Regions from separate parts of the Mus musculus genome. Here region 1 is linked to region 2. Evidence: chromatin contacts called from ENCODE Hi-C data. All regions are on one chromosome and are shown on one strand. The core of a region is the stretch at or near the end of the contact, and the rest is flanking DNA. Distances in the headings are between cores, read along the strand shown. Region 1 holds the start of A630019I02Rik (RIKEN cDNA A630019I02 gene). Region 2 holds the start of Homer1 (homer scaffolding protein 1).

Region 1 (6,804 bases), core at 601-3,100, 210 kb after region 2:
GAGGAGGAGCATGTGCCTGAGCCTGAGTCCATAGTCCACAGAGAGGAGGAGCATGCGCCTGAACCCATGGTTCTTAGAAAGGCACAACTAGAGAGGGGAGTGGAAACTTCTACGCCAATCACGGATACCACTGAACCCGAAGATTCTAGTCTAGAAGAAGAGATCATAGAACTTGATTACCCGGAAAGTCCTTTAGCTTCTAAGGAGACTTCCCCATCGCCTTTGTCCCCTGAAGTAGAGCACAGAAAAGAGCCCATTCTACCAACACAGATGACATTCACACCTGAACGTATCACTTTGTCCGAGGAAGAAAGAGAAGAAAACGAGTCTGTTTCTACCGATTCTGCTTTTGTATCTGAGTATTCAGTCCTACAGGATTTGAACCATACACCAGAGAAGCTGGAAGTAGAGGCAGTTTCTGTATCTGATGTGAAATCTAGCAATGAACCTGCAGTCTTTTCAGAGGACGACGAGGAACGTGAGTCTTATTCCCCAGCTATGACCTCTGTATCTGAGCAGTCTCTTTCTCCATCCACCACTGAGAAGACATCTGCCATCCAGTCCCCACTCTTTTCAACAGTTTCACCAGTCCTGTCTGGAGATGAGGCCTCAGAGAGCGTGTGTCACTCACCAGAATCTGAATCTGCGGCTGAGTATTCTGTTCCAGCACATGCGCAAGAGTTGCTGTTGAAAACAGGTGACCACAAGCTCCCATTAAAGTCCCAACGTGTTTCTGAGCCCATCATTCAGGCAGAAGATGAGAAAGAAGATATTGGGCTACTTCCCCCAGCAGCACTGAGCCAGGCAGTTCTATCGGAAGATGAGAGTCTAGGAAGTGGAAGTTTCGCATCAGATTCAAAGCTGCCATTTAAACCCTCGGTTTCACAAAATGCAACACGGGAATCCCCCCAAAAAACAATAGATGACATGCCCCAATTCAAACCAAGAGGCCTTTCTGATCCTGCAACCCTGTTAGAAGAAGAAAAGGAAGCCATTGGAGTTGGGCTATCTTCATCCAATGAGGTCTCTGCAGTGGAATGCGCTCTCCCCCCACAAACCACTGAGCTGCTTTCTGAAAGCCATGCCCCACCTCCCTGGGCCATCTCATCCGAACAAGTGGTCCAATCAGAAGAAGGGAGCAGAGACCAGCAGCGGGGCTCATTCTCTTCCACACCAGAGCTTGGCCACACATCTCCTCTGCTTCTAAAGGGTGCCTCCTCACCCACAGGTCTATCAGAGCAAGGGCAGGAAGAGGACAATATTGGGCCCCTTTCCCCTGATTCTGCATTTGCGTCAGAATTCTCATTCTCACCCTATCCGACTCAGGAACTAGAGAAGAGAGAGCTGGGGCGGGATTCTCCACTGTGCTTAACGTCCCCCTCTGAGCAGACTGTTCTGTCTGATGAGGACACGGAAGAGGCTGACCTCTTTTCTCCGGATTCAGCATCACAGGTGTCAATCCCACCATACCGAATCGCAGAAACAGAGCAAAACAAGGTCGAGCCAGACGAATTACTACCTAGGAGGTCTGCTCCAGACTATCCCTACTTCTCAGAGGCAGATGAAGAAGAGGCGGGGTCCTCAGTGGTCACGCCTGTGCCTGAGCATTCTGAGCCATCGCAGGAGCGGGAGGAGTCTTCCCCTTGTAGGCCTGTGTTCGAAGATCTGAGCCTGCTACCTTCGGCAGATAAGACCGGCCAAGCAGAAACTATGTCAGATGTTCCAACAATTTCAACCTCTGTGTCTGAATATCTCATCCTGGCACAGCAGGAGAAAACTCAGGCATCTTTGGAGCCTGAGGCTGAAGATTTGGTACCACCACCAACCAGTGGATGGGAGAAGAGAGATGCAAAGAGTAGTCTGCCAGCAGTTACAATAGCAGCTTCCTCTTCTGCACTCTCATCAGTGGTAAAGGAAGAAACCACATCCGTTTTGCCCACCTCTCAGCCCTCAGTTTCACCCGAGTCAACCTGTGTGCTTAAGCCAGAGCAGGAGCCCACAGCACCTCTCACTCTAACAAGTGCAGATGAACAGATGGCTTTGCCCAGAGTCGGAAGGGAAAAAGCTGTGCTGGATTCTCAAGAAGCGACAGCACACAAATCGCAGGATCAGACACCAGAGCCTCGGCTCCCAAATGTTCCAGGGTCTGGGATGAAATATTCAGTTTTGTCTGACTTGGGAGATGAGCCAAAGGCGGATGTCAAACTCAATTTAGCTCCAACTGTGACTTCTGAACTAGAACAGAGAATGTTGTCAAAGAATGAGCCTGAAGTGGCAAAACCACACTCACCTCCAGAGGAAACATCTATTTCTGGACCTAAGGTTTTATCTGCAGTGAAAACGGAAGTGAAACAGGAGTCCAAAATAACCAGGGAACTTCCTGCGGCTTCATCGGGGAGAGAGAGGGGAGCAGAACACAGTCCACCTGCACCACCTGCACTTCCAGCATTGATGGAAGAGATGGGGAAAGACACAGAAGCCAGCTCTTCTGCCACCACAGTGCCAGTAACTAAGCTTGATTCAAATTCAACTAAATTAGGCAGGGATGAAGTCCTGACAGATCCATCTCTTGCCAGCCCTGTGGAACACCCAGGCTTAAAGGGAGTAGGGAAGAGCGAGTTAGGCAGTGGTTTGCCTTTGCCCAGCATGTCTACCTCAGAGGTGTTAAGGCCTGAACCCAAACTTCCTGTCAACTCAGGGGTTGAGGTAGAGAGAGAAGACAACGAGCCACCTCCATTGCAAGTGTCACCCACATCCAAACCCACGGTGCCAAATGACAAACACGAGGAGATAACAAGGTCTCCTGATTCTGAAAATGTAGTTTCAGATGATTTAGCTCCAACATTACTGGCCCTCAGACATGAGATGAACAGGCAAGCAGAGGAGACATCTTCTCCAGTGCCGGGGAGTTTCCTGTCAGGAGAGCAAGAGCTTATAAAGCTCCCCCCAGAGCCTGAGAAGCACAAACAGTTATCAGAAGTACCAACTGCTGGGTCAGAACTCATTGATAGTAGAGATAGAGATAGATCCTTAGGTATAGAACCAGTAAAACCCATCGGAACGGAACCAGGGCCTTCTATCTTAGAAAAGGGCCCCGCTGAGCTTCAGAGAAGAGGAAAAGAACAAGAAGAAAACAGGAAGCTTCCTGTGCCTGCCTCAGCTCCATTAGAGACTGCTTCTTTTGACCTCCCCATTGAGCAAAAAGAGCCTAAACGGACCCTTCATGAGGGCCAAGCTGTTGAGGTGCCTGATGAGAGCAGCTCTTCTGCAGATAAGCCAGAGCTGGGTGTTAAACAATTGGCAGAGAAGAAGGAGAATTTGGAGCAACCCAAGCCATTTGTGACAACTGAGCGTGCCAGTGTTACAGGATCAAAAGTGAAAGAGAGTCTCATTTCTCCAAAGGACAACACCTGGATGCTGGAAAAGCCAGATGGCTTAGTCAATCAGCATGAAGATAGAAAACCAGGAACTGGGCAGCTGGAGTCCTCTGAGAGCACTGATCTGATGTCAGAGAAACTTGGGGCTGCTCCACTGGATACAGATCACACATCTGAAACCAGAAACCAAGAAACAAGCAAAGCACCAGTGTCTGGTGAGAAGCTATCTCAGGAACCCAGAAGGGTTCAGTCAAAGGCTGTAGATGATTCTGAGGAAGGGAGAAAGCTAGCCTCTGGCAACGTGGAAGTACTCACCCAAAGTAAATCTGTCCCTGCTGTGAAAGCAAAAGCCACACCTCAACCTCCAGAGACCCCAGAGGTGACACAAAAGCCATCTGAGAAGTCACTCGTCACTGAGCAAGGTCTTCCTGCAGAGAAGGGAAAGAAAGGCATTTCATCTTTTAAATCATGGATGTCTAGTTTATTGTTTGGATCAAGCATTCCAGATAGTAAGGTCTCTGACAACGAAGATCTAGAAACTCGTCCAGGTCCCTCTGTAGAGAAAGCAGTACCTGCCATAGAGCCTAAAGGTACAGTTCCTGCTGAGGTTAATATAGCCGAGAAGCCAGCGGTTCATTCATTACCTGAGGTCACAGTTAAACTGGCCGAGGAGCCCAAAGGCGTTTCAGTTAAATCCAGCATAAGTCAAGACCTTAAAGAAAAACTCACATTTTTATCAAACGAAGACGTTTTAAAGCAACCTAAGTCTAACTCTGAAAACTATGGGCAGAAGGAACTGCCAGGCTTCTCAGAAGGAATGGGCGAAAGCTTAGCTACTTCAGTTGGTGACAAACATCCTGGAATTCATCCTTGTTCCCCTATGGGTGAGAAAGTGGGTATGGAAGAAGCCCAAAACATGGCTCCTCTTCATATTACTGAGAGCCAAAGACGCCAGAAGCCAGAGGTCTCTTCTCCGTCTATGTGGAATATTTCTGCACGTAAGGAAGAGCCAAGCAGTGATCACAAGGAAACATGGCTCTCGTCATCTGACGTAGTAGATAGAATGCCACAGAAGCCCAAATCAGCCCAGTCCGCCTTCACAAGGATGAACTCAGAGGAACCAGCATCAATGATTCTGCCAGTGGAATCAAAAGGCAGTTTAAGTGATCTTGGTGAAGACAGACTTAGACAAGAAATGCCAAAACCCACTTCTTTGGAACATTGTGAAGAGGAAGTGGAACGTCCAACAGAGGAGAAGGATGGCTGGGAAACTAGATCATTTTCCTTGGCAGGGAAGAGGGGCCTGGCAGAGAAGCAAGAAATCATGGCTCCCTTGGAACTCAGGGAAAATGAAGCAGTAGGAGAGTTGCAAAGGATGCCGGAATCTCGACCTTTCAAATTGGAAGAATCAAAAGCTGCTGAGAGGCTTGAACAGCGCATCTCTCCAACTGAAAAGCTCATGGAAAAACCCAGCAAGACTCTTGCTTTGGATAGGAGAGAAAAGGAAGTGCAGGAATGGGTATTTTCAGAAGGAGAGAAGCAAGAATACCCCCCTGCAGCCATGCCTGTGCCTGGAGCATCAGCTGTTTCTTTGGATAAGGCTCAACCACATTTGCTGGCTAAACCAACACCAGTTGTTGAAAAACCAGAACATATAGTCACAGAGGTATACCCAGAAATTAGGGAGAGAAAGGCAGCAGAAACCCAACCACATCCCCAGGAAGAAGGTAAAACTTTAGTAGAGAAAACCAAGGTTTCCCGTGTGGAGTCTCCCCATGGAGAGGAAACGGATGGCCATTCTCTTACTCAGGAAGGAAATCTGGAGTTGGAAAAGTCAGGTGAGAGTAGAGTGGATCTCAAAGAGGAAAGGAGGCGGTTCGTGATGCCCGAGTTGTCCCTTGGTGCTTCAGTGGCTGCGGAAGATGGAAGTGTGCAGCCAAGACCCCTATCTAAGGATGCTGCTAGGGTATCAGACATGACTGATGAAACAAAGCATTTAGGAACGCCGCCAACTCAGCCGTCAGCTGTAGAACCACAAACTCTTGTTTTAGGAACTTCTGTAGAACATACAGTGAAGAAACAAGAAACATGGTCAGACAGGCCCACAGTCCACACTTTCCAGACATCTAAAGACTACACGGAAGAGATGCTGAAACAGTCTGTTCTTATTTCAAAGCATCACTTGGAAGCTGTGGAAGATGTGCACAGAAACGAACCGCCCTCTTCAGCAGCAAGTAACTATACTCAGTTTATGCTTAGTGCATCAGAGATCAGTGCTGATGGAGTTCCTCCTATGGGAGGCACAGCCCAGGAGCCTGAAGGCACCTCTGTGAAAGATGAAGAATTTTCAGTAACCAGCAAGCCAGCTGGCCTTTCAGAAGATCAGAAGAGTGCCTTTAGCATCATTTCTGAAGGCTGCGAGATATTGAATATCCATGCCCCTGCCTTCATCCCTTCAGTGGATCAGGAAGAAAGTGAACAAATGCAAGATAAGTTACAGTATTTGGAAGAGAAAGCTTCATTTAAAAGCATATCTGTTCATGATGAGAAGAAGGCAGCTGCTTCCCATAAAACGCAGAAGAGCAAGTTAGAAGTTCCTGATAGGAAAATTACATCACTGAAGGAAAATGAGACAAAGGAAACTCATAAGACAAAGGAGGAGATAGCCACAGACTCAGGAATGGGTGATTTCACACCTATCCAACCCACAGTTTCTGGTGAAGAGGATTATTTTGAAAAATATACTTTGATTGATTATAACCTCTCCCCAGGCTCAGGAAAACAGAAATCAACTGTTGAGGAATCTTCAGAGGAAGCCACCAAAACACTGACTTCTTTCCCAGAAAGTTCAGCTGAACAGGCCCTAGACCATGAATATAACTTAGTAAAGTTAGACGAGAGCTTTTATGGGCCAGAAAAGGATGATAGCAAATTATCTCATGCAGAGATGCAAAAGTCTTTGGCTATCCAAAAACCAGATGACAGAAATGCTCCAAAGGGTATCAGTAGAGATGTGGACTCCAGGTCTCCTGGGATGCCTTTATTTGATGTGGAGGAAGGAGTTCTATCAAAAAGACAAATATTTCCCACCACCCCCAAGGCTGTCAACCCTGAGCTGCTAGAGGAGCCCCCAGCACTTTCCTTCTTCTATAAGGATCTGTATGAAGGGGCGGGTGGGGAGAAAAATGAAGGCGAAACAGCTTCAGAAGGTGACAGTGTGGACTCTGAGACATCATTCCCAAGGCGACATTCTGACACTGATGATGGACCAGGTATGTATTTTGAGAAGTACATACTCAAAGACGACATTCTTCATGACGAAACTGTAACTCAAGAAGATCAAGGCCAAGGCCTGGAAGAAAAGCCAGTTGGTGAAGAGGATTCACAGCAACTGAGAGTTGCAGAAAGAGAGATCAGGAGAAAGCCT
Region 2 (6,786 bases), core at 1,026-3,525:
CTTAACTAAAGAACTCCTAGCATTTTATTAAGCTGTAGTCTTTAGAATGAAAAGTTTGGAAATGCACTCTAGACCGGCTTTTGGCTATGCTGAAGATGTAAATCTGACACCGCTGGCACCAGCTAAAGGTCTGAGGCAAACAGAAAAAGTGAACAAGTCCCTTCAACCAACAGCTTTGTCTCTCCAGCACCCACACCGTGGACATCGAAACACTGCGATTTTCGTTTAATGCCCAATAAACCAAGCTGTACATTTGGTTTCGGATGTTCAAGGATAAAACAGAGGGCACTGCCAGGGCACCAACTTACAAAGGGTCAGTTTCAAGGACTGGAGTCTAACTACTCATTACAATTCTCTCTTTGTAACAGCTGATTATTTCTACAAAGTACTGGAAGAATGCAGCTCTTCTCTTTGAACAACACCGTCAACCAAACCTAAGATGGCAAAATTTTAGTAACCTATATAGCAGTTTGATCAATTAAGAGGTACAGGGTAGACTAGTGCACTGTCTTTATATATATATAATTAATAAAACTATAACTGAGTTACAAACATTACACATTCTAATTAGGACCTCTGGTGTCGCTCTACAATAATGCAAATAAAATCTCTAATTTAAAGTAGTACCCGTTTTGCAAGGGATCGGATTTAAAAATATGGTCACCACCACCGTTCAACTCCACACAAGCATAAGCAGATTTAAAGCTGTGATAAGCACAAAATCCTTACCCCATTTTGCCCAATGAAAACTTGCTCTGAAGTTTCTGCTCTTATGCTACAGAAATAACTTCCAAGGAATTTTCTCCGTCTGTTATTTTGCAGTTGCTTTTCCACCCCCGAGATCTTTTCCGGAGGCAACTCAACAAGGCAGACAATTCAGTTAGTTCTTGTCGGTAAAATGATTTCACTCGCGCTGACACCAAAATGTTCAAACATTTGGAATTTGAAAAGGTTGCGCGGAGAATATAGCACTTAACTATTCCACAAAATTAAGCGTACGTGTAGAAAAAACGCAAAAGCCAGCTTCAGCAAGTCTGATAAAAAATGAGTTCGCTGGTCATTTCGCTCACGTCTTCCACGACACTCAGGCAGCCAGGTTACTCGGCCTTTTTGGGCTAAGGCGGTGGGTTCAAATTTCACCACACCAGGTCCCTGGGGGTGGAGCGTGCAACCCAACGCGACGTGCACTTGAATAAAAATCCTACAGGCAGCAATGCTACTGCCTCCCTTACGTTTAAAAAAAAAAATTATATAGAAGAAATCTCGAAGTGCAAACCCCAGCCGCTCCCGATGTGCACGGCACACCACATTGGAATCTGTCCTTTGAATGTTCGTCCTCCTAAGACTCGGAGCAGAGAGGAGGTGGAGAGCAGGCAGAGAAGGCTGGGAAGGATCGATTCGTTTTCCCGAGGAGCAGCAGCGGAGCCATTTCCAGGCTGGCAGCTAGCTGGGGGCGCAGCCGCCGGGGAGCAGCGCAGGGGCCCGAGCCCACCTCCTTTGGCTTCCCGGCCCCCGCCGAGCACAATGGAGCCCCGCTCGCGGCCGCCCCCTCTTCCCGCCTCTCCTCGCAGCACCCGCGGCCTCGGGCTCCCGACGGCGGAGAATGAATGAATCAGAGAACCCAACCCCGCGCGGTCCCCTGCACCCAGCCCCCAAGCTCCCGGCGGCCGCGCGCTGAGGCGAGAGGCTGGCGGCTCGTCCGAGGCACGGCAGCCGCGGCTCGTGCCCCCACCCCGGCTCGTCTCTCCCGCTCCGCGCCGCCTCACATTCCCGGGGCTGCCGCTGCCTCCTTACACTCCCCTCAGCGGCTGACTCCGTCGGCCCGGGCGGCCTGGCGCCCGTCGCTGCCTCTGACTCCACGGAGCGGGCTCCGAACCGAGCGCAGCCGAGGGCGCCGCTTCCCGGTCCGCGCCGCCGGCGTGAGACGAGCACGGCAGCGGAGCAGGAGAGGGGGCGGGGCGGGGCGGGGCGGGGCGGAGAGCGCGGCCCTCCCGGCTCGAGGGGCGGAGCGCTGCCGCCGCCGCAGGCCGGCGGAGGAGGTGGGGCGCGGCGGAGGCGGGGCCCGGGCTCGGACCGGGGCGCTGAGGAACAACACCGGAGGGGATGAGCTGGCCGGTCCGTCGGTCCGTCCCTTTTTCCTTCCCCTCCCCTAGCGGCCGGCGGCGGACGGGCAGTGCGCTCGGCTCCTGCGCTGGCTCTGGGCCGCCACGGCCTCGTCCGCTCCGCACGCCGGGTGCTCGCGCTGTGTCTCCATCCTCCCCGCAGAAGGACCTTTAAATAGCAACGTCAGCGCGCTCCTCTCCGCACATACGTCACCCTCCGCTCACGTCAGCTTGTGCGGGGGATGATGTCACGCGGCCGGAAGTACTGCTAAATTAGGGAAAGAGCTGGGGGAGGCGGGCTGAGCGAGCTGCTCCGGGCCCACCTGCTCCCGGTTCTCTCGCTTCTCCTTAAAGGCCAAGGCGCCGGAGACAGTCTGAGGAGAGCTCGGAGAAGGAAGCGGCGGGAGGAGGTTTCCTTGGCACAAATGTGCCATATGCGAATGAATCACTCATAGCAACAGTGCCGAAGTGTCGCCGGTAAAGTCCTGTCTCCCTCTCCCACTGGGTTTGCAGCAGCATCCCCGGGCTGTTCACATCCCAACCTGCAGGGAATCGTGGGAGGGAGAGTGATCACTGCTGGTAGACTCGGGGAAAACCACCGTTAATTTTAGGAATCCTAAATACCATTCTGAACATAGTCAACTTTTAAGCTTTCTCCCCTCCTAAAGGCGTGCGTTTTAACTTAAAAAAAAAAAAAAAAAAAAAAAAAAAGAGTAGAGTTAGGAGCAAACCTCTTGTTACAAAGGATAGTAATTAAAGCAGAATGAGATTTCCAAATGTTCTAAATGTTGCAGTTCGCTGCATAGCCATGGTTCTGCAAGGCATAATGAGTCAAATTCATTAAAGTAAACTTAGTTCCCTCAGATAATTACCCTTCTACAGCATCGCAAGTGCCAACGAATCACCTTAGGTCTGACTTACCAAGGATATGAATTACAGTCTGGAAACAAAGTCCTACTTTATTAACACAAACATACGTTTGGGTTCCTGATTATTTTGAATCTTGTAAGCACAATAGCTCTCGAGTATATTTTCATTTTTTTTAATGTGGCAAGGATGACTAGCCGTCTATAAATTTATAGCTGCATATGTGAAATTGTGTTTTTAAAGTCATGAAGTTTTAAAATGGCCCTGTGTTGTTAAGGGCCTTTTATTGGTTAGACTCACAGAATGAGTTTTGCTTTTATTCCATTTAACTTGACAATTGTGGTTCAGAAATAGAAGTGCTGCACCCTGCTAAAGGCCATTAGTACTTCAGTTACTCCAAAGAGTCAGTGACCACATTTTACAAACTAAACTCATTTGACATGAAACATGAAACTCACTTCATTCAAAACCTGAAGTGACCCGAGAAATCCAGGACATGATATTATTACAAAATCATTAAATTGTCCTTAGAAGAATAGTACATCAATGCCAATGCAGTTCAAAAGAAAGTCAGCTAAAATTCTATAGATCATGCCAGGAGTGGTGGGTTTTGTTTTGCCTTGTTTGATTAAGATCTTGAACACCTGGGCTCTCTTCCCTAATCCCTCCTAAGCAATGCAGTTACAAGAATGTCCCTTGCTTGCCTGCTATATGTGGTTTTTAATACATGTTTTTAATGTTAACACATGATTTTTTTAATTAAGGAACAACAATTTTGCTTTTTTTTTCCATTGACATTTTCTTGCTTGAGTTTGGCAAAGTGTTAGGGCTAATTTATAACTAATCAGACTGCCTGATCATTTACCTGAACATTATAAAGTTATGATCTTGCTTTAAATTTGAAATATTAAAAAGACTGAGAGGAGTTTTTTTTTTCCTTTTTTTTCCCACATGTGTGTATGCATGTGTGTGTGCATGTGCTGGAACATGTGTACACGATAGAATGGAAATCAGGTTTAACGTGAGGAGTCTTCCTTGATTGCTGTCCACCTTATTGATGGATGGAGGGAGGGTCTCTCTCTCTCTCTCTCTCTCAACCAAACTCATCTTATCAGGAGGGCTAATCCAACTGACCAGCTTACTCTGGGCATCCAGTCTCTGGCTTCCTAGTACAGGAGATAGAGGTGGATGGCCACCCCACTCAGGGCTCACATCCAGTCTCTGCCTTCCCAGTGCAGGAGCTACAGGTGGACAGCCAACCCCACTCAGGGCTTATGTGGATGGTAGGGATCTAAACTCTGGTCTTCACACCTGAGTGGTAACTCAGGGTCTGGTTTTGTTTTAGTGTTGTAATGGAAGATTAATGAAAAGCAAATATCTGCTTTCCAAATCGGCTAATATACCATTGTACTGATAGAACTGATACTAAGTTATATTTCAGACAAATTTTTACTTAAATATAAAATACAAAAACAATGACACTGTTATTTTTCAAATAATGTCATCTTATGATCCTTGCAAAGTACAAATGCAATGTGTTATTACTCTCTAAAATGAAAAAAAGAAAAACTTTAAAAAACTACTCACCTACCCTTATTCTCTATTTCTGGGTCTTTCTTACTGTGTTAACTAACACTTATGTGACCATTTTCAAACACATTCAAGCCTATGATTGTAGCCTCCTCCCATTTGTGTTCTTTATCAAACTGATTTTTACCCACCTGCCAAGACAGTCTGTGAGCTGCTTCGGTGCCTTTAGAGTTTCTTTAAAGTCCTTTGCTCGGTTTCTGTTTGTCACAGGGTGTGGTGTCTTCTCAGCTGCCTCTTGCCAGCTGAAAGAGCAACTTTTTGTACATACATCTGACTGTTCACTGTGATGTAATTACTCAAAGCCTAAGTGGTCATTTCAGCATCTTATTCTAGCAACAATTGGCCAAGTTTTATTCTTTCCCCATTTGTGTGGGATTCACATATCAGGAAGTAGCTGTGTTGCCAAAGGTTTAAGTAAAACCTAGAAACATAATATGAGAGATGTCCTAGGGAAAATAAATGCCCTTCCTATTACCCTACTTTGAAACATTTCTAGTACACTTCCGACAGGAGTCGGAGAACCATTATATGGCTTTTTATCCATCAATAGATATCTTTTCTGCTAAAATGAGCTGTCATACCATAAATTCCAACTCTAATTTCCTTCTGTTGTTTTAAAGTACTGAACTTCCTAGAAAGGAGTGGATTTCTCTCACCGGAAGAGGAAGAAAGAACTTCAGCAGCATTTCAGTTTTTAACAGTTCCTCTTTTCCAGTATGCTCTCAAATTTATGGGGCGGTTTATGAATACCCTCTGATTTTAGAATCTGTGGGCGAAGACATCTGTTTCAGTTTTGGGTTTATTTCCATGCCCTTAGCAGGAGATGGTAGTCTCCAATGGATGTTCATAGATGTGTCATGAAATGGGTCTTTTTCAATGAAAAGTCATTCATGAGCTAGAAAAAAAATGCAGAAAAGAGAGTTAAAGCCAGGTTTTATTTTTAATTGACTTACATTAGATAATGCCACTGTCACTTCAAATAAAGTCATAAGCAGAAATACTGGATAGATAGCTCCCCTGCAATAGAAATCCCACAAGCTTATGACAAAAAAAAATGTATAAGAAACTAAATAACCAGCGAAGACTAAAAGTAATAAGAAAAGAATGAAACCGTAGAAAACAATTTCTAGTGGGTGCTAAAAATCTCATTGCACATGCTCTAAGGTTTAGCACACACAGGCCATCATTTACTTGAGTTGGCTTGGATAAAGGCATCTTTCATTATTATTACAGTCTTCATCTCAGCAGAAATGAGGTGGCAGAAAAGTCTTTTCAAATGAATTTCAATTAAAAAGGAAAAACACAATCTCAAGAGTGGGAATGTAGGTGTTTGGCTTCTCAAGTCTAAGTCTTCCAGACAGATTTCCTCATCTGAGAACATCCATACATGATACTTTTTTTCCTCTTAAACAGAATCGTTTGTGAGTTGTAGAGGAAGAGATATTGAAGAGTTATCCACAGGAAAACGGCTATAGAACATGAGAAATGACGTCATGGCACTCTCCTGCTTTGGTTTTTATTGTAATCTCATTGCTGATATTCCAAGTATTGTTAGAAAAGTAAAATACAGTCCTAGGCTTCTAAAGGAAAACTCCGGAAGGTTTCCAGTCAGGTCCTGTCGAGGGCCTGAATAGACTAGAGGGATGATAATAATAGTAATAATAATAATCCTCCAATCAGGAAATCAATGTGCAGTCTATTTGTATTTTTTAACGTTCGGGGGATATAGTACCTTTCAAAAATTATCTGGCTTAACTTTGTTTTGTTGGCATTTCAAGCAGCAGTCACAGAGAACGGGCTGGGAAAGCAGGCAGTCCTCAGAGAACTACAGGAAAGAATGGGGGTAAAGCTGCACCTGTGTGGTTCCTTAGAATGGAATGCTGCGGAAGCTGATTGCCATAGTAACCAATAATCTTTTTCCTGAATGGGGAAACAGAACAACCATGAGGAAAATATTTTAGATGAGCTACCTCATTTTGTGACTCTTGGTGCCAGCAAGTATAAAAACAGCACCCAAGGCATTCAGGACAGGCAAGCTTGTAAAAGGAAATTGCCTTCTTTCCAGAGAAATGAGGCTGAAGCTGCGCATAATTGGTAACGTCTCGGACATGCCTGGAGCTGACAGAAACAATACCTAAAGTCTGTTAAATTTCTCTCCAGTATAAGCGGTCGGAAAAAAGCCTCAGCATTGGAAGGTTTTAGCTGTAACGTTTCATGAGTTATTTAT

The links. Hi-C counts contacts between places; a loop is a spot of excess contacts on that map.
Region 1: a map of left cerebral cortex shows a loop between it and region 2 (9-fold over the local background). The contact joins the promoter of A630019I02Rik here to the promoter of Homer1 in region 2. A Hi-C loop is called at or near these places in 4 of 37 maps with a recorded cell type or tissue (T-helper 1 cell and left cerebral cortex).

Annotation. Positions count from the first base shown.
Region 1 is chr13:93,089,879-93,096,682 of GRCm38, reverse strand. A630019I02Rik (RIKEN cDNA A630019I02 gene) reads right to left here and starts at 1,850. Exons shown (of 4, transcript NR_046182.1): 1 at 1,520-1,850; 2 at 944-969; 3 at 632-828; 4 at 1-150. Cmya5 (cardiomyopathy associated 5) reads left to right here. Exons shown (of 13, transcript NM_023821.3): 2 at 1-6,804.
Region 2 is chr13:93,299,246-93,306,031 of GRCm38, reverse strand. Homer1 (homer scaffolding protein 1) reads right to left here and starts at 2,275. Exons shown (of 10, transcript NM_147176.4): 1 at 730-2,275. The coding sequence starts at 734.